2 separate regions of the Homo sapiens genome follow, and region 1 is linked to region 2. The links are chromatin loops, found by intact Hi-C in ENCODE. Cell type or tissue: MCF 10A. All regions are shown on one strand. Links, peaks and the distances in the headings refer to the core of each region. The heading gives the core; the rest is flanking DNA.

Region 1 (16,095 bases), core at 6-5,005, 170 kb before region 2:
AAACTCAGCAAGATTACAGGCCAACTTTCCTTTCCCTTTCTGCTGATGAAGGGAGGTCATTCTCCCTTCACAGGTAGGTTCTCCAATAAGGAGCTACTGAACAGCTGGTGGAGTATAAATGTCTTATGACCCAGTGGCTGCTCCCTCAAACCCACACCTTTCTAGAACCAAGGAAAAATGTTTAGTTTTTCCACTTCTCTTAATTGTACCAGGTTAATGTAACGTTTTCTAAAAATTATCCTCAGTTTACCTAAAGAGTGCTTTTCTGCTCTTATTTACTGAAATTCTCTTTTCTATTTTGTATTGATGGCAGATTATGCACACAATAGCGTGGTCCTGCCCATGCGGAGCCTGGTCCCTTTGGAAGCAGTCACGTGGCCGCTGACTTTGCAGCCCATTACTTGAGTGCATCTCCAGGCCAGGAACAGAGCAGGGCTGGGGCAGAGAGCTGTGCTCACGGCCAGTGCATTGTCTCCCAGATTCGTGGCTCTGGGCTTGCCTTCCCGGCTGAAAGGCAAAGCAGCCTGGCCCTGTTCTAGTTATTTCTTTGTGTATATATGTTTGTTTATTTATTTAAGCAAGAGCTCTCTCTGCAGAGTGGGGTGTGTGTGTGTGTGTGTGTGTGTGTGTGTGTGTGTGTGTGTTTGTGTGGGGTGCTTCAGAGAGGGCTGAAATTGTACCTCTTTTCTTTCAGCCCTCTGCATTTCCCCAGAGAGAAGGTTTTTTTCTCGTCTTCATTTCCTTTGAAACACCTGGGGTGAGGAAAAACCTCTACATTGGCCAAGCAGAAGAAACAGGTAATATGTTTGTTTATTCTTAGGCATTTGGGGCAAGCAGAAGTCTACATCATAAACATATATCGTGTGGCAATGGAACAGGGAATGTGTACTCCTTGGAGTATATCTTACTGCTTTGCAATTTCTCGGAATGATTGTTCTCAAAAATGCTGGTTGTAAATCAGTTGCCATCAGTTGAAGAAGACGTACAGATGACTTGGCAATCTGAAGGATTGTGGCCTATTTCAAATGAACTTGATATTTGGAAAATCTCCACAGTCACTTGGATTGAGAGCCAGAAAATGAGGGAAGGGGTCCTTTGAGAAACCCTTCTAGGTCCCCTCAGGGAGTATTCTCCAAACTCCACTGCACACCTTCATATTTAGAAATCTTCCTTTAGTTCCCTTGGCGTCTTGTCGTCTTAGAGGTTTCTAGCTATCTGTAAGAATGGAACCAGAATTCCTTACAGTGTTCAAAATTCTCTTTAGTGATTTAGTTCGTATGCGAACTGATCAGATTGGATCCTGAAACCAAGGCATAGCCTTTTAGTGGGCAGACATTTTTGTTCTTTAATGATTAAACAGAGCGAGTCTTCAGTTCTGCCACTAATCAGCTACGCCAGGGAGTGTGTTATTTGAGTCTCAGTTTTGTTCATCTGTAACATGGTGATGACGATACTACCTTGAAAGTTTGCTGTGACAGTGAACTGAAATAATAGAAATATAAAGCACCCACTATGCTGGGTAAATAGTAGTCCCTTAATAAATAGTAGTGATTTTAGCTACTATTATGATTACTGGTATAGCATTCTTTCCGATCTTAGACCTCTCAAGGGAAAAGAGCCCATTGCTTTGCGACTCTTAAATTATACCAGAACCTGTAGGTACCCAAAGGGTTTAGTCTTTGGGAAGCCCCAGACAAAGCATTCTGAAGAAAGAGACTTGAACAAACACAGTGGGTTCCCACCCATGCATGGCCCCTCCTAACTCATCAGCTAAAAACAGTTGGTCTTTGTTCAAGCTAGTTTTTTCCCACCACTCAGTCCTCAGTACAAGTCAGTAAGATATGCATTATTATCACTGTTTTCTTATGAGGAAACTGAGGTACAGGGGAATTAATGACTAAGAGTTCAAACTCCTGTTGTCTGACTTCTAAACCCAAGGCTCCACTGGGCCAGCATTAGGCAGTTAGGAACAATAGTTCTTGAGATGCTTTACTTCAAAAGGGCCCCTTGCTAGGCTCTTTGGGAAATAGTGGTCAGCTCTTTCTGAGAGATTCACAATGTATGTTCATATATTAAAGGCTCTGAGAAGTCCTGCAGTAAAGAAACCTGTCCAGCTCTACATCCCCTGAACTTATTATGTAATAGTGGGACCTTTATTTTGGCCTTAGTCCTAGAATAATAAACCACATAGAACTATTCTTCCACAAACACACTTTGGAAAACCTGGCACCAGGCCACGCTGTTTCCTGATTACAATCATGTCTGATATACCAGCAGACACTTTCAAACACCTTCTGGTGGTCAGTATAGTTTCCTCCCTTTTCTTATCCTCTCATGTGGCGAGACCCAGGAAGAATCACCAGCTTGGTCTTACAGACCTCCCCTTACTCATTTAAGACCCCAGACATAAGTAATTGCTCCACTGTTCTACTGGAAAGGTAGTGATGGAAGGGAACTCTCTGGCACGGGCTGCCAGGGACTCCTCTGCCTCACCCTATGCCTCTGCATTATATTTAGGCCACAGACATCAGGCTATAAAACCTCTGTGGCAATGAATACCAAGCAGAATGCAATAGGGTGAGCCTGATGAGGCATCTGTTCCTCATGCTAGCACAATCTACGGGGGAAGAATTACACCTGCCTGCTTCACTCCCACTGTGGTGGTCGGGGGTGGGGGTAGAGGGTGTTGGTATCAGTTGAATGACTATGGGTTCCAGGTTTTCAGGACTAGAGCTAAAGCCAATTTCTTGCTAAAGCCAACATCTCTAGGAAAAGCTGAATTCTAGCATAGGAAACTACGAAACTGACATCTAGAATGCCAGAGAGGGTCGTGTCAGGGTGGCTGAGCCAAGGTGTGGAAGTTGGATAGAGATGAGCTTAGAAATCAGACCACCTTAAGAATGAACAAGAACAACTCGGGGAGGCTGGGCTAGTGGTTGGAGGGTGCTTGGTGGCGAACGTTAGTTTGTCCCCACGGCCTGTCTTTTGTACTTTCCTTGTATTTTCAGCATTGGAAGTGAAAGATTAGCATGAAAAAAATGGAAAATTATCAGTTCCACCCAGTCACCCCCAACACACACACAGTAAAAACCTTTTAGCGGAAGGCTTTCCTTTTGCAAATTATAAGTGAGTGCCAATGATGAGTCATTATTTCATGTTTACTCTTTAAAACCATCCTTGGTATATATTAGAAGGGACAGCAGCAATGGGCAAGTTTCAAGCTGTTTTTTTGCCAAGATCCACCCAGCGGCTCATGTTACCCACTAGGACATTCTTGGGCGTTTGTGAACCCTGTGGAAGCCCCCCACCTCTTTGAGCCTGAGAACCCTTTTCAGGCCTCAGGGAATCACTTCTTCAGAGACTTCTTCAATGCACTTAAACGCTAACAGAGGGTGGGAAATGGAAGCAGCTTAGATTTTACCAAGTCATGGAAAATCCCCAATCATTTTTATCAGCTTTACGTCAGAGATGTCCTCAAAGGCTCACGCACTGCTTACAAACTCACTTCCCTCTCTCCTGGAAGTCTAGGTGGGGCAGTACATGGGAGGGGTAAGTGGCATCTTGCTTTAACCAGCTCATATTTTGGTGAGAATGAAAAAGAACTGACTTTTTTTGTAACCTATTACCTGAGAGAAAAACAGTTAAAAATAAACTGATAATAATTATTTAATAATGTAAAAATTATTATAGCCAATTTTTTCTAATGGATAATCAAAAAATTCTAGAACATCATGTCTTTCCATCATGATTTTAAAACTTTCTTTAAAAATTATGTATAAGTACTACCCCTTTCTGATTTAATAAAATGCTTTTGTATAATTGAATAGCACCTACCTGTGCACAAAATGATGGATTAATAATGACTTTTAGCAACTAAATTTTTAAAGAACTCTGGCCTAGGAATATTGATTCCTTTGTTCATTCATTCATTCATTTAGCATTATCCAACATCTGCAATGTGAAAGGCACCATGTAGGTGCCAGAGATTCAAGGGCTACTTTGGAAGTTGCCCGTGGGGCTAATAGTCTAACAGAAATATACTCAAGTTTGATGCTTTTTAGTTCTTACTGAATCTTTTATATGCAGTTGTGTTTGTTGTGGATTAACTGAGGGGTGACTGAAAACCAAATGCCTCTGGAGAGATATTGAGACAGTGCTTTTTTTTTTCTGGAAAAAGAAAATCGAAATTGAAATATGTCAATCAGTCCAATCAGTGTTTATGGCCTACTAAATGCTCAATTCTTTTTTTCCCCTGTTTTCTTTTTTAAATTAAAAAACATACCTTTTTTTTTTTTTTTTTTTAAAGTCAGGATTTCACTCTGTCACCCAGGCTGGAGTGCAGTGGTGTGATCACGGCTCGCTGCATCCTTGACCTCCCAGGCTCAGGTGATCCTCCCACCTCAGCCTCCTGAGGAGCTGGGACTACAGATGTGCACCACCATGCCTGGCTAATTTTTTGTATTTTTTGGTAGAGATGGGGTCTCCCTATGTTGCCCAGGCTGGTCTCGAACTCCTGGGCTCAAAGGATCCATCTGCCTCAGCCTCCCAAAGTGCTAGGATTACGAATGAGAGCCACTGTGCCCAGCCCCAATTCTTATGTCTTCATAAAAAGGGGTGGAAAAAATAGCATGAGGATGGAGCGAAGCCCAAGCGAGATTTGGATACTGTTGGAAAATAGTGTTTCTTCAACTGAGATATGGGGATTCCTTGCATCAAAGTTCTCGGCATGGTGCACTTTAAATGTGTATTCCAAGGCACTGGACTTTTGAATCTGAGTATTGTTAGTAAAGCCTGGGAATCTGCATCCCCCCACCCCCAATAAGTCTTGTGAGCACTCGAGTTGGAGAGCACTGATCTAGGCACCTGGAGAATGTCACCAGGACTAGATGAATTCCTAGATGAACAGTGCCCCAATTTCAAAAATGAGAAAAGAATATATGCTAGAAGCCACAGACTTGATATGACCTCTGGAAAAATTCAGCTTGAAATAGATGGAGCCAAAGCATTTCTAGGAAAATGTGATCATCACTATGCAGCACCGTGGGTTTTCTAAAATACCGTCTCTATTACAGATTGTCAAACTTTGTTGTGTATTAGAATCTGGAAAACTGAAAAAAATCTTGATGCCTCATCCTCCACCCAGTACCAATTATGTCAAATTATCTGGGGGTGGGACTTGGGCATCAGTATTTTTTAAACCCCAAGAGATTCTGACTTAATGAGGTGCAGGCTGAGTACTGGGAGTTTGAAAAGCTCCCCAGGTGACACTCATATGCAACGAAGTATGACAAGCACAGGTCTATATGACATGGGACAAGTTGCTTAACTTCCTTGCACTTTGTGTAAATACTAGGTAATTTTAAAGGTCTCTCTCACCTTTAAACTTCTATGATTTTGTATTAAAAATGTTGCCAAATTGATTTCCTTCCTTTCTTCCTCCCCTGCCCTTCCTTCCTTTTCTCCTCCTCCTTCCCTCTCTCTTCTTTTGCTGGAATAAGCTGGAATGTCAAAGTATCAAAATATATACATATCATCATTTTATTAAAATATTTAGTAAAATTCTCCAGGATGTCTCACAGATAAATGAGAGTTATGATAGGTGAGTTTACCAGCTAACTGAACAAATGTGCTCAGCGAGTATGAAGGTAACGGATCTGTGGTGAACCTGGAGGATGGTTTGGAGTGGGATGCCACAGGGCTCATCCTGCCCTTGGATCTGATCTTGTTAATGTTCTTTAGCCATGATGTAGATAAGGAAGACACGAAAGAAATGCCTATCGAATTTGGAAATAAAGCCAAGCACGGTGGCTGATGCCTGTCATCCCAGCACTTTGGGAGGCTGAGGTGGGCACGTTGCTTGAGGCCAGGAGTTTGAGACCAACTTGGGCAACATGGTGAGACCCCATGTCTACAAAAAAGTACAAAAATTAGCTGGGCATGGTGGCGCATGCCTGTAGTTCCAGCTGCTCAGGAGGCTGAGGTAGGAGAATCACTTGAGCCCGGGAGGTGGAGGCTGCAGTGAGTCATGGTTGCGCCACTGCACTCCAGCCTGGGTGACAGAGCGAGACCTTGTCTCAAAAAATAAATAAAAATTTGGAAGTAACCCAAAGTTTAGGAAGGCTAATTCATTCAATACATAAAATAATCAGGTTCACCTCTGGTCAGAAAATCTGTTTACTAAGCTTATTGTTATTTTCAAAACATGGCCATAGTTCAAATATTTTGCTTATTTTAGTTTTCCCTTTCTTCAGTCGAGTTGAAATTTTGAAGCTTTTGGTGTAGTACCAATGGAAAGATAGATATGTCAGTTGTTTGCTGACTTTGTGCCTGTCAAGAAATGCAAATAGGGCTGGGCAAGATGGCTCACACCTGTGATCCCAGCACTTTGGGAGGACAAGGTCGGAGGATCACTTGAGCCCAGGAGTTTGAGACCAGCCTCGGCAACATAGGGAGACCCTGTCTCTACAAAAAAATAAAATTAGCCGGGTGTCACGGCACATGCTTGGGAGGTTAAGGCTGCAGCGAGCCGTGATTGTGCCACTACACTCCATCCTGGGTGACAGAGTGAGACCCTGTCTGAAAAAAAAAAAAAAAAAAAAGGAATGCAAATATATTAGATCAGGTTGGTTTGGAGCATCACAAAATAAAGGAAACATCACCCTAAAAAGTGACGTGACAGTATACTATGGAAAGGAATTTTGTTGAAAACTCCCGTGAAGTGATTATGGGAGTCAGGGAGCTCATGAGAAGGACTATAGAACACAAAGTTAGACTCCAGAGGGGCCTCAGCAGTGCCCAGAGAGCTTGTTTAAAAGGGCACTCTTGGCCAGGCACGGTGGCTCACGCCTGTCATCCCAGCACTTTGGGAGGCCGAGGCAGGTGGATCACCTGAGGTCAGGAGTTCGAGACCATCCTGGCCAACACAGCAAAACCCCGTCTCTACTAAAAATACAAAAAATTAGCCAGGTGTGGTGGCGCATGCCTGTAGTCCCAGCTACTAGGGAGGCTGAGGCGGGAGGATCACCTGAGCCTGGGAGGTTGAGGCTGCAGTGAGCTGTGATCACACCACTGCACTCCAGCCTGGGTAATAGAGCGAGACTCCGTCTCAAAAAATAAAATAAATAAAAGGACACTCTCACAGATTACAATTCCTAAATTTGGGGGGAGGTTTCAAACCTCCTTTTTTTTTTTTTTTTTTTTTTTTTTTTGAGATGGAGTCTCGCTTTGTCGCCCAGGCTAGAGTACAGTGGTGCGATCTCAGCTCACTGCAACCTCCGCCTCCTGGGTTCAAGCGATTCTGCTGCCTCAGCCTCCTGAGTAGCTGGGATTACAGACATGTGCCACCATGCTTGGCTAATTTTTGTACTTTTAGTAGAGACGGGGTTTCACCATGTTGGCCAGGCTGGTCTCGAACTCCTGACCTCGTAATCCGCCCGCCTCGGCCTCCCAAAGTGCTGGGATTGCAGGCGTGAGCCACTGCGACCGGCTGCCTCCTTTTTTTTAAAACAAATGTTCCCAACTTATTCCGCGAAATACTGTCAAAGAACTCACTTTGAATTTCAGCATAGCTGTTAAATATGTTGTTTTTGTCTCATAGTCAACTTCCAATTTGTGTTTTTAAAAGCCTAGATAGGTTGAATTACTTTGAGCTGAAAACCAAAACAGTTAATTATGTCAGCTCCTCCACATCCCATTCCCCATATTTAAATTAGAAAATCGTACACTCTCATATTTCGATTTTTCTTTTCATTTTGAATGCTCTATTTTATACAGAGCTGGATGTGACCTAGACATGGAGAAACTCATTTATGTCTAGCAGAGAAGCAGCCTATAGCTGCTCTGTAGCTGCTGCTGTGTTTTGGAAAATAAGCCAGGATTAGATTATGTCTGATCACTTTCCACATCACATGATGAACAGCGATTCAGAAGAAGCGTAAAATGAATCCTGCTGAGCAGCCCCTCAGCTACCATGTGGTTAACTGGCGGTTTCCTTCCCTCCCTCCTGTGTATTCCTCATTAGAATCTATGACTGAAGAGGATCGGCTAAGAGTGGTTCCTCGCAGCTTAAAGGGAGGCACTTTTCACACTCTGTCTTAAAATCAGAAGTTGAATTCATGAACACATATGATTTAGATAGAAGTCATGGGATGCAGCAGTTCTTCAACGAAAACCAGGAGATCTGACACATGTGAGTACTGGGAATGTGCCTGTGGTTATGAATGAAAAGGGGAAAATGAGCTGCCCTCACCCTCTTCTCCTTTCTCATTTACTCCCACGATGCTCAAGCTGCCCTGTGTGATTTGCACAAGGCATCGTTAGAGTAGCATAGGAAACTACATTTAGGAAGATGTAGCTTTGAATTTATGAAGTACCATAAAGTATTGTCTTAGAGATATTTTGTGTTTGATTTAATTTCATTCGATAATGTACCAATATAAAATCTCAATTTAAAACTCAGTGGCAGGGAACAAGAAAGGCAGTGTAATTTATATGTGTTTCTTCAATACTTTTATAAATAGCTATATCCCTACTTTTGTGACATTTAGTAGCATCATTGAATTTTTATTGGATTTTATAACTCAATGATCACATTATTTCTATATCTATTCAACACAGAACTTCATGAGATTTGCATCACGTTTTAAAAATAATCTAGGAGAATTGGGAGAATGCTAGATCATCTGTTTCCAAAAAAAAGGTGTATTGTTTCTAAATAGATGGCATGCCTTTCTGTACCCCCATATAATTAGAAGCTTAAATATTCACTTTGTTTATTTTGTACTGAGGTTCTTTCTCATGGCTATTGGCATCTAGTTGAAACAAACTTGAGCATTTAAGGGATAGAGTTTCCAACAAGCAAATTAAAATAAAAACAAGTAAATAAGCTGGGACAATTAATATGAGTAATTTGCTCTTAAACTCCACTTCTTTGATGTCTAGGTTATAGGTAATTCCCCCAACTTCTATTCCACGTCTTGCCTTTGGAAGTTTATTCAGGCTTAAGGTGGAGGGTTTAGGATGCAGAGTGTGCTATACTAATTAGCGTGGGATGTTTTACTTTGGGAATCAAATGTTATTCTCCTACCCAGCTGACTTGTGCTGATGATGTAGGAAACTCATCTCTGAAAGTAGGAAGGGACATAGGAGGTGTACTGACTCTTTCAAATCTTTAAGCATGTCATGAAATAAATCTTTCAAAAGCTCCATCTGAACTCTACTGCTGTAGTAGACGTTTATTAGCAGAGAGTAAAGAGAAATTATCTTTTTATATCTAGGATTACTCACAGTTCTTTAAATTTAGCCAAATTTCCTAGGTTAAAAAAAAAAAAGCCAAGTCCAACTTGTAAAAACAAATCCTCTCTCTTTTTGAAATACTTTTCAACTTTTAAAACATTGCATGTAAGTGGAAATATTAGCTTAGATTTTTGGATTGCTTTTTCTTTCAAATACCTGTGATTTATTGAGGTGAAATTCACGTAACATAAAATTAGCCATTGTCAAGTGAACAACTCAGCAGCAGTTGGTATGTTCACAGTGTCGTGCAACCACAACCCCTATGTACTTCTGAGACATTTCCAACACTCCAAAGTAAAACCCCTTATCCATTAAGCACTTTCTCCTCTCAGCCCCTGGCAACCACAAATCTATATTCAGTCTCTATGGATTTATCTATTCTGGACATTTCATGTAAATGGAGTCATATATTATGTGACCTTTTGTGTCTGGCTTTGTCCATGTTGTAGCATGTATCAGTACTATATTCCTTTTTATTGTGGAATAATATTTCATTGTATGAATATGCCACATTGTATTTATCCATTCATCAATTGATAGACATTTGGATTGTTTCAGCTTTGTTTTTTGTTTTTTGTTTTTTTTGAGACAGTCTTGCTCTGTCACCCAGGCTGGAGTGCAGTGGGGCGATCTCGGCTCGCTGCAACCTCCGCCTCCCAGGTTCAAGCGATTCTCCTGCCTCAGCCTCTGGAGTAGCTGGGATTACAGGCACACACCACCACACCTAGCTAATTTTTGTATTTTTGGTAGAGACAGGGTTTCACCATGTTGGCCAGGCTGGTCTCGAACTCCTGACCTCAGGTGATCTGCCCGCCTCGGCCTCCCAAAGCGCTAGGATTACAGGCGTGAGCCACTGTGCCCGACCTGTTTCAGCTTTTTGACTGTTATGAACAATGCTGCTGTGAACATATGTTTTCCGTTCTCTTGGGTATATACCTAGAAGTGGAATTGCTGGGTCATACGGTAGCTTTATGTTTAACATTTTGAGAAATTTCCAAGCTGTTTTCCCAAGTGACTGCACCATTCTACATTCCTACCAGCAGTGTATAAAGGTTTCAATTTCTCCACATTTTCAGCGATAGTTGTTATTGTCTGTCCTTTTGATTTTAGTCATCCTAGTGGGTATGAAGTGGTATCACACCATGGTTTTCATTTGTATTTCAGTAGTGACTAATGACATTGAGCATCTTTTCATGTGTTTATTGGCTATTTGTATATCTGCTTTGGAGAAATGTCTATTCAGATCATTTACCCATTTTTAATTGAATTATTTATTTTTATATTGTTGTAAGATAAATTTATATATTCTAGATACAAGTTTCCTATCAAATATGTGACTTGCAAATATTTTCTCTCATTTGTTGAATTCTCTTCATCCTTTCTTAATGGTGTTCTTTGAAGCACAAAAGTTTTTACTTTTGATGAAGTTCACTTTATTTTTTCTTTGGTTGCTTGTGATTTTGGTGTCATATCTAAGAATCCATTCCCGAGTCCAAAAAGATTTTTGCTCACGTCTTACTTTAAGAGTTTTGTAACAACTCAACAAGAAAAAAAAGATAACTCCATTAAAAAGTGGGCAAAGGTCATGAACAGACATTTTTTCAAAAGAAGGCATACAAATGGCTAACAAACACACGAAAAAAATGCTCAACATCACTAATCATCAGGTAAATGCAAATTGAAACCATAATGAGATACCACCTTACATACCGGTCAGAATGGCTATTACTAAAAAGTCAAAAAATAAGAGATGTAGGCAAGGATGTAGGGAAAAGGGAATGTTTATCACTGCTGGTGGGAATGTAAATTAGTACAACCTCTGTGGAAAACATTATGGAGATTTCTCAAAGAACTAAAAATAGAGCTACCAAACTACCATTTCATCCAGCAATCCCACCACGGAGTCTACCCAAAGGAAGTCATTATATCAAATAGATATCTACACTCTTATGTTTACCGCAGCACTATTTACAATAGCAAAGATATGGAATCACCGTAAGTGTTTTTCAATGGATGATTGGGTAAAGAAAATGTGTGGTGTATGTATATGTAAGTGTGTGTGTGTGTATATATGTGTGTGTGTGTATGTGTGTGTATATATACGTATATATGTATGTATGTGTGTGCATATATATATGTATATATATGTGTGTGTGTGTGTATATATATATATATGCATGCCATGGAATACTACTCAGCCATAAAAAAGAATGAAATCATGTCTTTTGCAGCAACATGGATGGAACAAGAAGCCATTATCCTAAGTGAAATTACTCAAAAAACAGAAAGTCAAATACCCCATGTTCTCACTTAAAAGTGGGAGCTAAATAATGTATACATATGGGCATCCAGAATACAATAATAGACACTGGAGACTCAGAAAGCTGGGAGGGTGGGAGGGGGGTGAGGTATGAGAAATTACCTAATGAGTACAATGTATGCTACTTGGGTAATGGTTACGCTAAAAGCCCAGACTTCATTATACATGTAACAAAATTACACTTATACCCCCTAAATATATATGTTTTTAAAGGCCAAAAAAAGTTTTGTACTTTTAGCTCTTACTTTTAGGCATTTGAACCATTTTGAGTTGCTGATTTTCACGTATGGTGTGAGGTAGGAGTACAAATTCATTTTTTGCATGTGGATATCCAGTTGTCTCAGCACTGTTTGTTGAAAAGATTGTTCTTTCCCCATTGAATCCTCTTAGCACCATTGTCAAAAATCAATTGACCATAAATGTTTATTTCTGGGCTCTCAATTCTATTCCAGTGATCTGTATGTCTTTCTTATGCCAGTACCAGTGTCTGGATTACTATAGCTTTTTTTTTTTTTTTTTGAGACGGAGTCTTACTCTTGTAGCCCAGGCTGGAGTGCAATGGCACAATCTCAGCTCACTGCAACCTCCGCCTCCCAGGTTCAAGTGACTCTCCTGCCTCAGCCTCCGGAGTAGCTGGGATTACAGGCACAAACCACCACATCTGGCTAATTTTTGTATTTTTGGTAGAGACGGGGTTTCACCATGTTGGCCAGGCTGGTCTGAACTCCTGACCTTGTGATCCGCCCGCCTTGGCCTCCCAAAGTGCTGGGATTACAGGCATAAGCCACCACGCCAGGCCTACTATAGCTTTTTTTAATAAAGTTTTGAAATTGGGAAGTATGAATTCTTCAACTTTGTTTCTCTTTTTCAAGATTATTTTGGCTATTCTGGGTCCCTTACATTTCCATATGAATTTTAGAATCAATGTGTCAGTGTCTCAAAAGAAGCCAAGTGGAATGTTGAGAGGGGTTGTGTTGAATCTGTAGATCAATTTGGGGAGTATTGCTATATTAACAATTAAATAATCTGATCCATGAACATGGGATGTCTTTCCATCTATTTAGATCTTTAATTTCTTTCACCAGTGTCTTGTAGTGTTCAGAGTATAAGTTTTACACTTCTTTCCTTAAATTTAACCTAGGTTTTTTATTCTTTTTGATGATATTATACATGGATTTTTGTTAATTTCATTTTTGGATTGTTTATTGCAAATGTTTAAAAATTGATTTTTGTATATTGGTCTTATATCCCAAAACTTTACTGAACTCATTAGCTCTAATAGGTTTTTAGTGGATATTTTAGGAATTTTTATTTACAAACCAGGTCATCTGCAAATATAGTTTTACTTGTTTCTTTCCAATGCCTTTTGTTTCATTTTCTTGCCTCCACTACAATGTCAAATAGAAATGCAAGAGTAGCCATCCTTGTCTTGTTCCTGATCTTAAGGGAGAAACATTCAGTGTTTCACCAGTAAGTCTTATATCAGCTGTGTCTTTTTCATAGATGCTCTTTCTCAGGTTGAGAAAACACACTCCTATTCCTAGTTTATTGATTTTTTTATTATTACAAAGTGGTGTTTAATTTTGTCAAATGCTTTCTCTGCATGTATTGAGATGATCTTGTGGTTTTTGTCCTTTATTTTATGATATGGCATATAATGTTAATTAAATGGCACATTATGTTAATTGATGTTAAGCCAACTTCGCATTCCTAGGATAAATCCCCTTGATCATGGTGTATAATGCTTTTTATATGCTGCTGAATTCAGTTTGCTGGTATTTTGTAGAGGAATCTTGCAACTATATTCATAAGAGATACTGATCTATAGTTTTCTTGTGATATCTTTGTCTGATTTAACTGTCAGGGTAATATTGGCCTCATAGAATGAGTTGGAAAGTGTTCCCTTCTCCTCCATTTTTTGGAAGAGTTCATGAAGAATTGGTATTAATTCTTTAAATATTTGGTAGAATTCATCAGTGAAGCTATCTGGGCATGAGGTTTTCTTTGTGCGTAGTTTTTTTGATTACTTATTCTGTCTCTTGTTATATGACTATTTAGATTTTCTATTCCTTCTTGAGTCATTTGTGGTAGTTCTAGGAATTTGCCCATTTCATCTACATTATCTAATTTGTTGACATATACTTGTTCAGAGTATTCCCTTAAAATTCTTTTTTTTTTTTTTTTTTCTTTACTGCTCCATTGCTCCTTATGGAGCAGGGCAAACCCATATGGAGTGCGTCCAGAAGAGCCATTTAAAATTCTTTTTCTTCTTTTATCTCTTGTTGGATATGCCAATCAAGGTTTATTATGAGTTCATAATAATAAATCTGCTGAAAGCTGATGCAGTGATGTTTACTTATATTTATTCATAGACAAACATTGTGTGCATAAAATTTTCTCTCATTCAGATATTTGGAAAAAATATAGAAAAGCAGTTGAAAATAATGAATACTCCCTCATCATTCCACTACCCAGAGATAATGACAACATTCTGATAATTTCCTTCAATGTATTTTTTGTATATTATAGATTTCTGATCATCCTAAATGTTAGTTTTTTGTAGCCTCACTTTCAGCACTAAAATGTTATGTAAACATTTCTCAAGTTGTTATAAATGCTTTGCAAACATCATTTTAGTCATTGCTAAGTATTTTATTTGGTGAATAGGCCATAATATGCTTAATTATTCTTCAAATATTGGACCTTTTAATACTAATATAAATAACACTTTGAAGAATTTCTTTGTGCAAAGCCTTTTCCTTATTTTGGATTATTTCTATATTCAGGTGATTAGATATGAAATTATCGTGTCAAGGGCTATAAATATTTTGAAAGCTCTTGATAGAAAATGATAGATATTATTTCCTGATTACTAACCATATTCCAAAGAGTGTTCAACATAATCTACATATGTTTTATCTAATCCTTGTAATAAACCTGAATAAAGGGTTATTATTCCTGTTTGTATAGTGGAAGCAGCTCATGCTCAGTGTGGTACTTGGTAAGTTTGTTTTTCGTTTTTTTGTTTTTTTTTTTTGAGATGGAATCTCACTCTGTCGCCTGGGCTGGAGCGCAGTGGCGTGATCTCGGCTCACTGCACCCTTCACCTCCCGGGTTCAAGTGATTCTCCTGCCTCAGCCTCCTGAGTAGCTGGGATTACAGGCGCCCACCACTATGCCCAGCTAATTTTTTGTATTTTTAGTAGAGGCGGGGCTTCACCATGTTGGCCAGGCTGGTCTTGAACTCCTGACCTTATGGTTCGCCCGCCTCGGCCTCCCAAAGTGCTGGGATTATAGGCGTGAGCCACCGTGCCCAGCCTACTTGGTAAGTTTATGCAGCTTACAGCTGGCAGAGTTGGGATTTGAATTCAAGGAGTTTTGATGACAAAGTATTTTTTGCTGTCACCCATTACACCATTTTATGCCACCTCTGAATGTTGCTGCTTCAGAAGCTAGCTTTAATTAAATTTACTTATATACAGTACCTTGTATTTGCATAGTGCTTTTCAAGTTGGCCAGGCCCTGTAACATACGTTTGATCCTCACAGCCTTTTGAAGGGTTGTTCTCAGTTTGCAGAAAAGGAAATGAGGCTTTGAAAGGCAAAGTGATTGCCTCAAGGGAACACAGCAAGTCACAGAGCCAAGGCTCGTGCTTGATTCCTGTTTCCACTGGTCTGACTAGTGTTAAGGGTTTTTTGTCCTGCTAGGTCGTTCCACCTGACCACAGTACTCTGCCTCTGGAGTATCACGGCAGTTTGAGAAAGCGTAACCTACATATAAAATCGAGGCTATTCCCTTTCTTGTGCTCTACCCAGCTTCCATGTAGAGAAGTAGCATCGGGCCAGGCGCGGTGACTCACGCCTGTAATCCCAACACTTTGAGAGGCGGGTGAATCACTTGAGCCCAGGAGTTTGAGGTTGCAGTGAGCTATGATTATGCCACTGCACTCCAGCCAGGACCACCACTGAGTGAGACCCTGACTCTTAAAAGAAGAAAAAGACCAGGCACAGTGGCTCACACCTGTAATCCCAGCACTTTGAGAGGCTGAGGTGGGTGGATCACTTGAGGTCAGGAGTTCAAGACCAGCCTGGTCAACATGGTGAGACACTGTCTCTACTAAAAATAGAAAAATTAGCTGGGCGTGACGGCACATGCCTGTAATCCCAGTTACTTGGGAGGCTGAGGCAGGAGAATTGCCTGAACCTGGGAGGCAGACAGGTTGCAGTGAGCCAAGATCATGCCACTGCACTCCAGCCTGGGCAACAGAGTGAGACTCCATCTCAAAAAAAAAAGTAACATCAATTTTATATTGTCATTGTTATTTTATTTCTTTTGTGATATGTAGCAGGTAAGAGAGGACTAATAATAGCTATCATTTATTGAGTGCCTGCTACTCTCATTATTTCTTACCAAAACTCTTAAAGCTTTGATTAGTCTCCCTCGTTTTATAAATGAGGAAAGTGAGACTTAACTGCCCCAAGT
Region 2 (16,268 bases), core at 6,833-11,832:
TATCTCTTCTTTTAGGGTTGCCAGCTTTAGCAAACAAAAATACAGAATGCCCAGCTAAATATGAATCTCAGAAAAATAAGGAATAATTTTTTAGTATAAGTAAGTCCCAAGTACTGTATGGCACATACTTATATTAAAAAGCGATTCATGATACATTTGAAATTCAAATTTACCTGGGTGTTCTGTATTTTATCTAACAACCCTCTTTCTTTCCCAGCGAGGATGCCTGCTGCTTTATTTTCTTTTTCTGTTGCATTTGCTGAAGCCTCTAAGACTGGTTCTCATTCTGGGCTACACATTAGCATCAGCCAGGAAGCTCTGAAAAACAAAACAAAACAAAACAAAAAAAACCTCCTATGGCAGGCAGGCCCTTAGGCTCAGAGATTTAATTGGTGTATATATACATATATTTAAAAGCTTCCCAGATTGATGCTAATGGGCATCTGGGGTTGAGAACCACTGCCTTAAATCCATGTTAAATAATAATGTTAGTAAGCATCAAGAATCTTGTTCTTGATTTTAATTAAATATTTCCAGTGTTTTGACATTTAAAATAACACTTGTTGTTGGTTTTTAGTAAATATCCTTCGTTTTGTTTACATAGTTTCCATCTAGCCCTGTTTAAGTTTTGATTAGGAATGGTTGCTTTTAGCACCTATTAATATGATTATGTGGTTTTGAGAAAAGAAGAATAGAACAGTCTGGGCTATGTGTGGTCTGCAGGCCCAGAAAGACACGAATATGGGACTTTCATTCCTCCCTGCTCCCCCTCTCCCCATGCCTGGGGGCAATTGTTTAAAGTCATTTTGTTCCCAACCAGCTGTCTCACCCTTTGCCTTCTTGTTCCTAGAATTTGGGTTTGTTTGTTTGTTTTTTCGAGATAGGGTCTCTCTCTTTCACCCAGGCTGGAATGCAGTGGCTTGATTTCAGCTCACTGCAGCCTCTACCGCTCAGGCTCAAGCGATCCTCCTGCCTCAGCCTCCCGAGTAGCTGGGACCACAAACGCACATGACCATGCCCAGCTAATTTTTTTATTTTTTGTAGAGACAGGGGTCTCCCTATGTTGCCCAGGCTGATCTTGAACTCCTGGGCTCAAGTGATTCACCTGCCTTGGCTTCCCAAAGTGTTGGGATTACAGGGAAGAGCCACCGCCTGGCCTGGAATTTGTAATACAAAGAACCCTGTATGTAGCCTGTCAGTAGTTTGTTATTTTAATGTAAATTCTTGGTAAACAACTGAGGAACTTCCTCTTCCTTTCCTTTAAAAATCCACTTGTAGGCCGGGGCGGTGGCTCACGCCTGTAATCCCAGCACATTGGGAGGCCGAGGTGGTCGGATCACGAGGTCAGGAGATCGAAACCATCCATCCTGGCTAACACGGTGAAACCCCGTCTCTACTAAAAATACAAAAAAATTAGCCGGGTGTGGTGGTGGGCTCCTATAGTCCCAGCTACTGGGGAGGCTGAGGCAGGAGAATGGCGTGAACCCGGGAGGCGGAGCTTGCAGTGAGTGGAGATCGTGCCACTGCACTCCAGCCTGGGCGACGACCGAGACGCCGTCTCAAAAAAAAAAAAAAAAAAAAAAAATCCACTTGTAACTGCCACTAATCCAGAGTGTATATTCAGGGCAACTTGAATCTGTTCTCTTGAGGACTAATCTCTGACCTTTTTTCCCTCTTGCCCAAATTCCTATCTAAGGGACCTGGGAAGTTACGCCATAACATCACAAACCATATAACATCACGAACCATAACATCTCATCAGGTGAATTTTATTTAACTCTATATAATGTGTTACTTTCCAACCTGACTGGCATAACACCACTGGACAGAGAAGAAAATCAAAATATTGCTAGTGAAGTGGCGGAAGTGGCAGCTATGGAGCTGCTGGAGGAGAGAGAAACATTGCTGTGTGGTTAGAAAAAATATTTGGGCCGGGCTCGGTGGCTCACGCCTGTAATCCCAGCACTTTGGGAGGCTGAGGCGGGCAGATCACAAGGTCAGGAGATTGAGACCATTCTGGCTAACACAGTGAAACCCTGTCTCTACTAAAAATACAAAAATTAGCCAGGCATGGTGGGGGGCACCTGTAGTCCCAGCTACTCGGGAGGCCGAGGCAGGAGAATGGCTTGAACCCGGGAGATGGAGGTTGCAGTGAGCCGAGATGGCGCCACTGCACTCCAGCCTGGGCAACAGAGTGAGACTCTGTCTCAAAAATAAATAAATAAATAAATAATAAAAAAAGATATTATATATGGAGATCATCCCATTCCACAGTATGAGGTGAACCCACGGACCACAGAGATTTTACATCACCTTTCAGAACGCAACAGGGTCCAGAACAGGGATGTCTACCTGGTAATAGAGGACTTGAAGCAGAAAGCAAGTGAATACCAGTCAGAAGCCAAGTATCTCCAAGACCTTCTCATGGAGAGTGTGAATTTTTTCCCCTGCCAATCTCTCTAGCACTGGTTCCAGGTATCTGAATGCTTTGGTTGGCAGTGCGGTGGCCCTTGAAACGAAGGATGCCTCACTAACTAGTTTTATCCCTGTAGTGAATGATTTGACCTCTTACCTCTTTCGTACCAAATCCAAAAGTGAAGAAATCAAGATTGAACTGGAAAATTTTGAAAAAAAATCTAACTGCAACTTTAGTATTAGAAAAATGTCTACAAGAGGATCTCAAGAAAGCAGAGTTGCATCTGTCTACAGAAAGGGCCAAAGTTGATAATCGTCATCAGAACATGGACTTTCTAAAACCAAAGTCAGTGGAATTCAGATTTGGAATCAAGGCTGCAGAGGGAGCAACTTTCAGCCAGAGGCATGGATGCTTCTCTGTCTCATCAGTCCCTAGTAGCACTGTCAGAGAAACTGGCAAAATTAAAACAACAGACTATACCTTTGAAGAAAAAATTGGAGTCCTAGTTAGATTTAATGCCGAATCCATCCTTGCTCAAGTGAAAATTGAAGAAGCAGAGTGAGAATTAGATAGCATTGAAGCTGAACTTACAAGAAGAGTAGACATGATGGAACTGTGACAAGAGCCAAATAAACAGCCTTTTCCCTAACAAAGTAAATTGAATAGGACTTCACAGAGTTCTTTTTCCTCTTGGCATTTCTTAATAACAAAATTTTCTGTGTTCTTAGATTACAGAATATCATAATTGATAGAATATGGTTTCTAACTGTATTTCATTTTTGTGCCCAAATACATCGTTTTCATAAAAAAAAATCAAAATATCTTACCCCAAAATATGTGTTTTTTTGCCATATTTTGAAATGGCCCTGCAAAGCCATCTTTGGTGGGGGAAAGTTTGCATCTGTAAAGAATCTCCATTAACATAACTAGATCCTCCCCTTCCAGACCCTCCCAATCCTGAAGAGATAAACTGAGAGTCTGGCACCTTTTAAAGGTCTGAATAGGAAACATTTGCCATCTATTGTCTCTAAGGGCATTCATCTGTGACACTTCCTAGCAACCTTGGTCTCCACAACCCCTTATCTTAACCCAGACACTCCTTTCTGTTGATGCCAGGTCTTTAGATAATAATTTAACTCTTTCAACCAATTGCCAATCAGAAAATCTTTGAATCCACCTGTGACTTGAAAGCCCCCCCACTTCGAGTTGTCCCACCCTTCCAGATCCAACCAATGTATATCTCACATGTATTGGTTCATGTCTTATGTCTCCCTAAAACGTATAAAACTAAGCTGTAACCCAACCACCTTGGGCACATGTTCTCAGGACTTCTTGAGACTGTGCCTCAGGCCATGGCCACTCATATTTGGCTCAGAACAAACCTCTTTAAATATTTTATAGCGTTTCACTCTTTTTGTCTACACTCCTGGGTTGCAGTTCTTATACTTGGCCCAAATAAACTCTACTCAGATGAATTTTGCCTCAGATGCTGGGCGCATTGGCTCACGCCTGTAATCCCAACACTTTGGGAGGCTGAGGCGGGAGGATCACTTGAGCCCAGGAGTTTGAGACCAACCTGGGCAATATAGTGAAGACCTCATTTCCAAAACAAATAAAAGAAGTATTAAAAAATGTGCCTCAGCTTCTTCCTTTTAGGTTGGCAGTTTTCTCCTTTAGTTCATTGATGCAAAGAGTCATATTGCTGGGTTTCTTTGTATTGAAGAACTTTCTAATTCTGTTGTTCAATGCCAAAGTCTGTTTGCTAATATTTTATTTAGACTTTGCCTCTATATTTATACATTTAGTTGAAGCTGAGGATCTGTTATTGTTGGAATTACCATTGTCTGATTTTGGTATTTAAGTAACGTTGGCTTTGTAAAATAAACTGGTGAACTTTGTATCTTTTTTTCCTACTTTCTGAAATAGTTTAAATTGTTGCTACTCAAAGTGTGGGCCAAGAACCAACAATATCTGCCTCACCTGGAGCTTGCTAGAAATGCAGAGTTTAGGGCCCCGCCCCAGGTCTATTGCATCCGAATCTGCATTTTATCAAGAGTCACAGGTTATCAGTGTACACATTCATTTTGAGAGAAGTGGGTACAAATACCATTAGTCTCCTTTGTCCACTAAAGGTTAGATAAAACTCAGCCATGGGTGATGCAGTCCTGGTGCCTGTTTCACAGTGGATTGCTACTCCCCTTCCCAATCTCTTCTGTGATCATTGCTCTATTTCAGTAATTGGTCTATTTTGGTAACTTCAATTTTGCAAAGAAATCATCAATTTCCTCTAAATTTTTCAAATTTACTTGTTACTGCTTCTTAAGATTTTTTTAAATTTGTAGTTATGTCACCTTTCTGACTCCTCCTCTTGTGAACTTCTGCCTTCTTTCTCTTTTTCTTGATCTGGCTTGTAAGAGATTTGTCTCTATCGTTAGTCTTTTCTTTTTCTTTCTTTCTTTTTTTTTTTGAGACAGAGTTTTGCTCTTGTTGCCCAGGCTGGAGTGCAATGGTGTGATCTGGGCTCACTGCAACCTCCGCCTCCCAGGTTCAAGCAATTCTCCTGCCTCAGCCTGGCTTAGCCTCCCGAGTAGCTGGGATTACAGGCATGCACCACCATGCCCAGCTACTTTTTTTGTATTTTTAGTACAGAAGGGGTTTCTCCATGTTGGTCAGGCCTCAGGTCAGGCCTCGAACTCCCGACCTCAGGTGATCGCCCACCTCGGCCTCTCAAAATGCTGGGATTACAAGCATGAGCCATGGCGCCCAGCCTCATTAGTGTTTTCTAAGTACCAGTTTTACATTTATTTATCCTTTGAGATATTTGGGGGGAGGGTATTTGTTTTCTATTTCACTTGTTTCAGCTTTTATCTGTACACATCTCGGCTCACTGCAAGCTCCGCCTCCCGGGTTCACGCCATTCTCCTGCCTCAGTCTGCCCAGTAGCTGGGACTATAGGCGCCCACCACCATGCCTGGCTAATTTTTTTGTATTTTTAGTAGAGATGGGGTTTCACCATGTTAGCCAGGATGGTCTCGATCTCCTGACCTCGTGATCCGCCCGCCTCTGCCTCCCAAAGTGCTGGGATTAAAGGCGTGAGCCACCACGCCCGGCCTTTTTCCCTAATTTCTTATGATTGGTATAGGTTATTAATTTTTAGAAATTTTTAAAAATAATGAAGGCATTTAAAGCTGTAAATTTTCCTTTAAGCCTTGCTTTCACTGTGTGGTCAGTTTTAGTGTGAAGTGTTCTTTTCATTAGTTTCTAGACAGTAATTTCCCTTTTAATTTCCTCTTTATTCTTTTTTTTTTTTCTTTTTTGAGATGGAGTCTCGCACTCTGGCCCAGGCTGGAGTGCAGTGGCGCCATCTCGGCTCACTGCAAGCTCCGCCTCCCGGGTTCATGCCATTCTCCTGCCTCAGCCTCCCAAGTAGCTGGGACTACAGGCGCCTGCCACCAGGCCTGGCTAATTTTTTGTATTTTTAGTAGAGATGGGGTTTCACCATGTTAGCCAGGATGGTCCTGATCTCCCCATCTTGTGATCCGACCGCCTCAGCCTCCAAAGTGCTGGGATTACAAGCATGAGCCACCACACCCGGCCTAATTTCCTCTTTATTCTAAGGAGTTTCCAGGAGTGTTTCGTATTTTCCACATTTAAAATATTTCAAACTTCAAATTTTCACTCTTTTATTATTCCTTAAAATTTTAATAAGATTTTCCCTGTGGCCATGTACCTAATCTATTTCTGTAAATGTTTCATGGACATATAAACAAAATGTATGTTTTCCATTTGAAGAATGTAAGGCTCTCTATGTACTTGTTACACTAAATTGTTGGTTGTATCAGTCACTTTGTCTTTGCCCTTACTGACTTTTTTGCTTATTAGGTATATTCAGTTCTGAAAGAAGTGAACTGAAACACCCTACTAAAACTGTATTTTGGCCAGGCGCGATGGCTCATGCTTGTAATCCCAGCACTTTGGGAGGCCAAGGCAGGCAGATCACTTGAGGTCAGGAGTTCGAGACCAGCCTGGCTAACACGGCGAAACCCCATCTCTACTAAAAATACAATAATTAGCTGGGCATGGTGGCGGGCGCCGGTAGTCCCAGCTACTGGGGAGGCTGAGGCAAGAGAATTGCTTGAACTTGGGAGGCAGAGGTTGCAGTGAGCCGAGATTGCACCACTGCACTCCAGCCTGGGCGACAGATGGAGACTCCATCTCGGAAAAAAACCAAAACTATATTTTTATTCTGTTTGTATTTCTATATTTTTTCATTTTATGATTTTAGTGTCTATGTTATTTAGTGCACATAAGTTATGAATGTTATATATTCTTAATTGTACATTCTTATTATACACAAGTTCTTCTTCATCCTGTTTAGGGTTTTGAACTTCAACTTTCTCCATACCTCTGCTCTTCCTGCTTTCTTCTTATTGGCATTTTTCTGATATCTTTTTGGCATATTGTTTTCAATTTTTCTCTCTCATTTTATTTTTGCATTTTTCCCTGTGAGCAGCATATACCTGGATTTTTACTTTTAACTCTATCTGATAATCTCTGTCTTTTCTTGAGTGAATTCAGTTTAATCACCTCTGGTAAGTTGACTGATATACTTGATTTCATTTTATTCATCTTACTCTATTAAATTGTTGGTTTTTTTTCCTCTAATTTTTCTAGTTAAATTGCCGCTCATTCCATTTTCCCCTTTGTGAATACCTACTGTTGTTAGACTTTTAATGTGACTTATAGGTATATGGGCTTTTAAAAAAAGACTTTATGTGAGATTTTAAGTGATAAAGTAACAGATACATTCATGGAGTTGAAAGACAAGTTGGTGTCCTTTTGACTGTAACTCAAGTGATCTTTCCACAATACCAGGGCTTTGGAGCAAAACCAAAAATTTCCTTTTTTTCTTTCTTTTTTTGAGACGAAGTCTTGCTCTATTGCCTAGGCTGGAGTGCAGTAGTGCAATCTCGGCTCACTGCAACCTCCACTTCCCGGGTTCAAGTGATTCTCCTGTGTCAGCCTCCTGAGTAGCTGAGATTACAGATGTGCACCACTACACCTGGCTAATTTTTGTATTTTTAGTAGAGACAGGGTTTTGCCTTGTTGGCCAGGCTGGTCTTGAACTCCTGACCTCAGGTGATCTGCCTGCCTCTGCCTCCCAAAGTGCTGGGATTACAGGCATGAGCCACCACACCCAGCCCCAAACCAAGCATTTCTAACTGAAAAACATGGCTCATGCTCAGCCCAGCTTAGGGTCAGGGTTATCACTCTATCTGGGCACAAATCTCATCTTGAATTGCAGCTCCCACAATTCCCATGTGTTGTGGGAGGGACCCAGGGGGAGGTAATTGAATCATGGGGGCTAGTCTTTCCTGTGCTGTTCTCGTGATAGTGAATAAGTCTCACGAGATCTGGTGGTTTGATAAAGGGGGCGTTCTCCTGCACACGCACTCTTGCCTGCCACCGTGTAATATGCCTCTGCTCTTCCTTCATCTTCTGCCATGATTGTGAGGCCTCCCCAGCCACGTGGAACTGTGAGTCCATTAAACCTCTTTCCTTTATAAATTACCCAGTCTTAGCTAGTTCTTTATTAGCAGTGTGAGAACAGACTAATACAGGCCCTTACCCAGTCATTGACCTAGAGGGGCTGGACTGCCATAGCGGGATCGCAGCCCCTGATGACTCCCTTCCTGGGGTCCCTGGGCCTGTGGGGAGGACAGCCATCCTAACAGGAGCCTATCTGGTGTTGTCATTTTAGAAAGCCTTCCGGAGAATGTACTTGGAGCTCCTAATAAGATATCTCGGGCCAAGGAAAATGTCACATTTCTTTGCTCTTGGCAGGAATCCCAGCTCCTTGGCTTGGGAGCACCCTTTCTCCCATGCTGAACAGAAACTTCATTTGGCCATTATGTTCATTGCCAATTAATAAATTATAGGAGAACAAATTAATTTACTTATCACTTGCAGCTTTGGAGAAAAACTCGTTCAAAGCAGGGAAAGTGGGGTGATAAAAAGATCCCTGCAGGAAAAACGTTGGGGATCCCCGGGGCCACTTACATGTTGGGTCTGAGTGGGTGAAATCACTCTTCATTACAAAGCTCTCAGAGGATCCGCAGCAGGGGCACCTCGTCCACAACCCCCGCCCCCCTGCCCCCAGCTGGCCTCCAAAGATTGTGGTGAGGTTCCAAATGAGGTGACAACATTGGAACTTGCTGCATCCTGAACGTGTGCACTGAGTGATGAGGGTGCTGGCGCTCTGGTTGTGGGGACCCTGACTACACAGCCCCGGGTGTGGCTCAAAGTGTCAGTCTCCCACTGCCTACCAGTGCTACAGACCCCACCCTGCAAATCTCCTAAAGGGAGAAACCTGCTCCCGGCTCCAAGCACGTGGTTGCAGTAGGAACACCTGGGAACACACGAAAGCGTGCTGGGTGGGGTCAGGAGGCTCAGCTCTGTCTGCTTGGGCTCACCGCTAATGTGTGTGAGCTGGGGCTTGCATTTCCTCGCCTACAACAAAAGTGACGGACAGAATGCAGGGAAGGCCCAGGTAGCACCCCTATCCTGTGAGTTCTGCCTCCACCTGCACTGCTGCCTGTGGGTTGTGTGTGAAGCACGTGAGGCCCTGTCCCTCAGTGCTCAGCGATGCCGCGGGTGGTCTGAGATGATGTTGGTGGTGATGGTGATGAAAACTCACACACTAGCACTTCTACCAAGCCCATTGGTATTCTAAGGGTTTCACCCATATTAACTCATTAATCTTCACAACCAGCCTATGAGGTTACTGTTATTATCACTCCTATTTTACACAGGAAGAGACAGACACAGGTGAAGCCACTTGTCAACATTGTGCAGCTGGTACGCGGTGGGGCAGAGCCCAGTCAGGCTCCGGGGCCTGTGTGTGGGCACTACTGTGCGCTGTCTGCTGTGTCCCGGTAGCCGAGTTAACCAAAAGCAGCACAGAGATCATGAAACTTCATTCTAACCTGAGCTTTCAACCTCCTCCCTCTCATCAAATTTTACTTAAAATTTCAGAAACTAGCAAGAGTCGAAATGGCCCGATGTCCCCTCCTTCTGTTTCCCCTGCCGCTTGTCCCCATGGCCCTGGGGGCATCCGCAGGAGGGAGGTGCCCCTGGGGCTGGGGAGAGGATTCTCCTGGCGTTTGCTCTTTTTCCTGGCTGCCCAGGTACACTCTTAGCCATGTCCAGTCCTCAGGCTTTCCCCAAAAGGGAGAATAACGGGAGCATGGGCCAAAATCCTGAGTGAAATATAAAGGCCCCAGATAAAGCAATTATAAATGGAAACTCTGAGGCTGTGATTCACTCAAGCAACATGACTCATGTTCTGCTGAGGTTTCCGTGAACAATATGTTCACAGTCTGATTTAATTATAGCCTAGATTTACTGCTGCCTCGGGGAGCCTCCGAAGCTCACCCCATCCCTCACTACCCCCAGCGCGGCGCCTGGTGAAACGCCTCCCAGTGCGAGAGTGGGAGCAGGCACTGGAAATGGTTTTCTGCAGGTGCTATGTGTCACATCGTGCACAGTGGACAGCTCTTGGGACCTCAGCTGGGCGGGGAGGCAGAGTCGTCAAATAAGTTAGAGCTCTGGGGTACAGCTCAAGCCCCCGGGGATGGGGGGGATTGTGCTTCCTGGGCTTCCCCTCCGTGCAGGGGCTCCTGCAGAGTTGAGGTTTGTCAGCGCCGAGTGTGGGCGCCTAGAGTGATCGATTGAGAGAGAGAATCCAGTCACAGCTCCCTCACGCGAGGGTGGAGGGAAACCCGGGGCTGCCTGCCGAACTCGGGGGCGTTCTCGCGGGGACCCGATAACACCGGACAGAAAATGTCCCACTTCTCATCGCTTTGTGCTTTCAGTGAGAACCCCCCCGGAGGTACAGCATTTAAAGGGGATAATTTCAAACGTGGTGATGTGGCCACAATTATATCCTCGTTATCAGACAAAAACTGTAGGTCCCCTCCCTCTGCAAAGCACGAAAGCATTTGTGTGTATTTCAGTGTAACAGAATGCTGTCCCCCAGTATCTGGTGCCATGTGCTCTTTCCACGCCCCCCGCACCCCGGCCCTGTTTGCTTGAGTAACCAGAGTGGAAGAGGGCAGCCCACTACTGTGGGCTTTAGTGTTGTCAGCTAAAATACAGGCCGCCCCGTTAATTTGCATGTCACATAAGCGATGCATAATAGTTTCATTTGCGCATGTCCCAAATATTGTCCGGGACATGCTTGTGCTAAAACCAGATTCCTTGTTGACCTGAAATCCAAATTTATTTTTTGAGACGGATTCTCACCCTGTCACCCAGGCTGGAGTACAATGGCACCATCTCAGCTCACTGCAACCTCTGCCTCCCAGGTTCAAGCGATTTTTCTGCCTCAGCCTCCAAGTAGCTGGGACTACAGGCGTGCGTCACCATGCCTGCCTAATTTTTGTATTTTTAGGTAGAGATGGGGTTTCGCCATGTTAGATCTCCCAAAGTGCTGGGATTACAGGTGTGAGCCAGTGCACTGGGCCTTAAATCCAAATATAACTGGGTATTTTTTTGTTTTTTTTTTTTTTTTTGAGGCAGAGTCTCACTTTGTTGCCCAGACTGTAGTGCAGTGGCGTGATCTTGGCTCACTGCAACCTTCGCCTCCCAGGTTCAAGTGATTCTCCTGCCTCAGCCTCCTGAGTAGCGGGGATTACAGGCGTGTGCCACCATGCCCGGCTAATTTTTGTATTTTTAGTAGAGACGAAGTTTCACCATGTTGGCCAGGCTGCTCTCGAACCCCTAACCTTAAGTGATCCACCCCCACCTCGGCCTCCCAAAGTGCTGGGATTACAGGCCTGAGCCACCGTGCCCGGCCGGCGTTTTGTATTTTTAGTTGTCAACTCTGGCAACCCTACATGGACTTTGAAGTCATACAACCTGATTTCAGATGCCCCTCTGCCATCAAGGGTATGGGAAACTCTGGACAAATGACATGGGCATTCGGAGCCTCCATTTATCGTAACCACAACCACATCCCGGGACCATAGCAAAGATGAGAGCGAATGTACGTGAAGCACGTAGCACAGGAAGCGGTATCTCGTTGTAGTGGAAGCTGTTGGCCCCGCTGCATCCCCTTTATTGGCCGGTGCACTCATCCTCCAGCTTCTAGGAATGTTGGGTGCCAGCAACGCACAGCGACCCCCTTTCCTGGTGCATTGCCCTGGACTGATGGGAGGTGCTTGCCTAAGAGCTTGTGTCCCATCCGCGTCCCCCCCAACTGCCCCCATTGCCACCCGCGGGCAGCCAGCAGTCACTGGCTAACTGATGGCAGAGGCTGCTTTTATCTTGCAGTGCTCACTCCAGAGCCCCCTGTGGCGTCGGGCTGGCTGGGTTCCACCTGATGCCACACCCTGCTCAGCTCCTTCCCCTGTCACTCTTGCTTCCTTCCAGGCTGCTCCCTGGAGCACACTCTTGGCATTTCACTTGTACAACATGCCTGGCCCTGGCACGCTGCTGGTGCTGGTGTGCACACTGATCACATAAGCTTGTGAGCATTCAGCGCTGAAGGCCAAGGATGCCTTGTGCTCTGAGAATGGGATCTGCTTGGGGGCAGGAGAGACTTGGGGTCGGGGTGCGTTGCTGGGGAACAGACAAGGGATCTGTCGCCTCCTGGGAAGCTGGGAAATGGTGTGGGGTGGGGCGACTGGGAGAGGACGGCCAGGGACAGCTTCAGGCCTGGTGTCCTGCAAAACCTGACACCTAGCAGATGGGAAGATGCGGCTCAGCTACCTCCTCCCGGAGCCAGGCTGAGGAGGTCACGTGGGCCCAGGAGGTTCAGCCTCAGTTGGGCTGTGCTTGGGGAAATAAATCATCAGGACTCAATGCAGAAAAATGACATGAATTAGGGGGCTCGTCTGGGTGCCACGCGAACCTCTCCCTGTCTCTCCACCTTGCAGGCATGCTTTTGGGTACCGACACATGTTCCTCCAGGAGGAGTGGTGGAAAGGAGGAATCCTTTGGCCTCCAACCCTGGAAGAAGGTGTATAGTTTTAAAGGGCAAGGCTTGGCTTTGAATTGCAGCTCTGCCACTTCTTTCTCCTTCTCTCCCTTCCCTTCCCTTTTCCTTCTCTTCCCTTTTCCTTCCCTTTCCCTTTCCCGACAGTCTTCTCTGTTGGCCAGGCTGGAGTGCAGTGATGCACTCTCTGCTCATTGCAATCTCCACCTCCCCGAGTTCAAGAGATTCTCCTGCCTCAGCCTCCTGAGTAGCTGGGACTACAGGCACGTGCCATCATGCCCACTTAATTTTTGTGTTTTTAGTAGAGATGGGGTTTTACTATGTTGGCCAGGCTGGTCTCGAACTCCTGACCTCAAGTGATCTGCCTGCCTCGGCCTCCCAAAGTGCTGGGTTTACAGGTGTGAGCTACTGCACCCGGCCCCATCTCTGCCACTTCTATACAGGCGCTAGAATCCAGACCAGCTTCTGAATATCTCTAAGCCTCAGTTTCCCTGTCCACAGAAGGGGGTGATATGCCTTCTCTCAGAGAGGTGGCGTGAGGAACAAATGGCATGTGAGGGATGAGTGTGCCTAGGATATGGGGAATGGATGTTCTGCTTGTTTTCTTTGCCCTAGAAGTCACTGTATTTCAACCTGAATTTCCAAAGAACATTGTCAGACACCTAAAGAGAAGATCACTTGAAGGAAGTTGAATTTTGATATTTGAAGTTTAACTGTTTTGCCACTCACAGTACAGTTACTTTTGTTTTTTTTTTTTTTTAAAGACAGAGTCTTGCCATGTTGCCCAGACTGGTCTCAAACTCCTGGGTTCACACCATCCTCTTGCCTCAGCCTCCTGAGCAGCTGGGACTAAGGGTGCGTGCCACCACACCCAACTAATTCTTAAATTTTTGGTAGAGATGAGGTCTCACTATGTTGCTCAAGCTGGTCTCAAACTCCTGGGCTCACGTGATCTTCCTGCCTCAGCTTCCCAGATTGCTGGGATTGCAGGCATGAGCCACGGTGCCAGGTCAATTGCTTACATTTTAATGGCCAAAGGGAAGAAGTTGTTCTCTAACTTCTGAAAGTGTTCGGAAAAACTGCAGAGCTTAAATGACTGCTGAGAGATTTGGGATTCTGAACAGACACTGCGAGGAGCCAGAGTTTGGGGGTTGGTGACCTGGACACAGCTGCCGCCACTTTCTGATGGAGAGAGGGTCCTCTGAGTGGAGCTAGTGGCAGAGGTTGTAGAGCCCAGCACCACTAGGAGGGATGGGAGGTCCCTGAGGAGGGAGAACAGGCAGGGTCCCACTTGGAAGTACCGCAATGGCTGTGTCTTCCTTGGTCCTTCCAGGGCGTTGCTGCTTGTGATTCTTTGCTTTCCCAGGGTCCATGTGGGAGGAAACAGCTCACAGGTCATCAATGAGACATCGGAGAGAGCCGCTAGGTGTTGTGGCAGATGAGGCAGTGCCTCCACGTGTGCTCATGGGCACTCCCGGTCATGAAGAGTGACCCACCTTGGCAAGGCTCTGGAGCTTGGTGGCCTTTGACATCCCGACCCAGAGCCTATTCAGGATCCCAGTGTCTCCTTGGATTTGGAGACACTCATTCATTCCCAGCAATGAACACCAAGCTTTTCTCATTCCTTTGGCTTGTACAGTACAGACCCCTCAGCAACTGCGCTCCATGCACGCAGCACTGTGTGGACTTGTTCCCCTGGTAACCACCTTCTATTCCCTATTACTGTGAGCTGGACTTTAGATTCCACATAGAAGAAGGATCACGTGATATTTGTCTGTGTCTGGCTTATTTCACTTAGCATAATGCCCTCCAGGTGCATTCGTGTGGAGGCAGGACTTCCTCCTCCATTTTTTTTTTTTTTTTTAAGGCAGAGTCTCGCTCGGTCACCTAGGCTGGAGTGCAGTGGTGCAATTTTGGCTCACTACAACCTCCATCTCCGGGGTTCAAGGGCTTTTCCTGCCTCAGCTTCCCGAGTGGCTGGGATTACAGGCGTGCGCCACCACACCCAGCTAATTTTTTGTATTTTTAGTAGAGACAGGGTTTCGCCATGTTGGCCAGGCTGGTCTTGAACTCCTGACCTCAGGTGATCCGCCTGCCTCGGCCTCCCAAAGTGCTGGGATTACAGGCATGAGCCACTTTTTTAAAGAGACAGGACATCCAAGTCCGAGGAGACACTTGGATCCTGGGGAGGCTCTGGGTCAGGAAGCCAAAGGTCACCAAGGTCCAGGGCCCTGACAGGGTGGGGCACTCTTTGAGACCAGGAGTGCCCATTAGTACTCATGGAGGCACTGTCCCATCTGTCGCCCAGGCTGGAGTGCAGTGGCTTCATCCCAGCTCACTGCAGCCTCCACCTCCTGGGCTCAAGTGATCCTCCCTCCTCAGCCTCTTGAGTAGTTGGGACCACAGGCGTGTGCCACCACATCTGGGCCCACTCTGCCTCTGCTATGAGTGCTCTCCCCCAATGGCCATGCAGCCCTTTCTCTCAGCCCTTTCCAGTCTTTGCTCAGATCTTTTCTTCTTGACAAGCCTATTTAATACTGCTGCCTGACTCCCTCACTCCAATCTTTCTTTGAGGCCTGAGCCGGCCTCACTGTGGAATTGGCTGCATAACATCCCGATTTGTTAAGGTCGTTGCTTATCGTCTGTCTCTGCCTGAACTTAGGCTCTGAGATGGGAGGAATCACTGTTTTGTTCATGGATTCTCCCACGTGTCTAAATCAGTGCCTGGCATGTAGTAGGTGCTCAGTAAATACGTGTTCAATGCACTGACTGAGGAAACTGGAGCCCAGAATGATTATGTGACCTGCCCAAGGCCACCCAGCACACTGGGGAAGGAGCAGGGATGGAAGCCTAGACTCTGGTACCAGGATCAGAGCTCTTAACCACCGAATACTACTGCTCACCCAGTGACACCTGTGGCCTTTGGGTGACCTCCACCCCTCTTGTCTAGGTCTCATTAGGTTGGGCTGGCACCCTGTGTGCCCTTCAGTTTCCACCCAGGCTGGTGTCTGGGCTCTTTTGGGGGTTCCTGCTCCCACCTCTATATCCCTCCCAGGAAGTGGACTAGACTGTGTGGTCCCCACCAACTGTCCCCTCACTGCCTGTTACCCCCTCACTCTCTACCCTGTCAGAGGAGCAAGACGCAGCCAACTCCTTGTGACCTCAGCCTGGCCTAGGGGGTGGCTGGCAGCTATTAGAGTGGGCCTTGACTTTGAGAGACCCCTGAATGACATTTCACCAGCTCTCTGTGGCTGTGCCCCCAGTCCTTTGGCCTTCAGGCGAATCCTGCCACCTGTGAATTCCTCTTCTGTCAGTTTTGTCTCGGGGAGGGTCGAGGCATAATCCCAAGGTGCTGCGGGGTCCCCGTGAGAATGAAATGCTGGCCCTGGCAGCCTCTAAGCCTCATGCCCACAGCAGCAGCAGCATCCCCTCCATGTGTCTTCCCCACGCAGGAGAGGCACCAACCGCGGGGATGCCCTTGGGGGAAGCCAAGGAACAGACCTGCAGAAATAGTTCAGCAGAGGCCCCAGGACAAAGGTGTCCGCTCTGTAGTTCTTCTGGATTTGGGGGGGGAAAGTGATAATGATCACTGCAAACTCCATGCCTGTTTTTTCTTCCGGTCAACCTCTTATTTATTTATTTACTTATTTTTGAGTCAGTGCCTCACTCTGTCACCCAAGCTGGAATGCAGTGGCGCAAATCACGGCTCATTGCGGCCTCAACCTCCCAGGCTCAAGCTATCCTCCCACCTCAGAGTCTCAAGTAGCTGGCACTACAGGTGTGTACCACCACACCTGGCTAATTTTTATTTGTTAACTTTTTTGTAGAGATGGGGTCTCATTATGTTGCCCAGGC

The links. Peaks named below come from ENCODE experiments on the same cell type or tissue, not always from the same donor. Only the 100,000 strongest peaks of a DNase experiment are listed, where the experiment ranks them.
Region 1: it touches region 2 in a loop (6-fold over the local background); 3 of 110 quality-filtered maps call a loop at or near these places.

What each region holds. Positions count from the first base shown.
Region 1 is chrX:18,699,639-18,715,733 of GRCh38, forward strand. It overlaps PPEF1 (protein phosphatase with EF-hand domain 1), which reads left to right and starts at 8,007. Exons shown (of 16, transcript NM_001377996.1): 1 at 8,007-8,188. The coding sequence starts at 8,143. In MCF 10A, for the core only: no CTCF peak of the experiment used is centred there; DNase peaks (open chromatin) are centred at 2,233, 2,503, 3,243 and 3,343.
Region 2 is chrX:18,863,524-18,879,791 of GRCh38, forward strand. It overlaps the pseudogene HAUS1P2. Among named protein-coding and RNA genes, the nearest start is that of PHKA2-AS1, 19 kb to the right of the region's middle. RefSeq lists enhancers at 1-22, 8,358-8,859, 8,860-9,359. In MCF 10A, for the core only: no CTCF peak of the experiment used is centred there; a DNase peak (open chromatin) is centred at 9,778.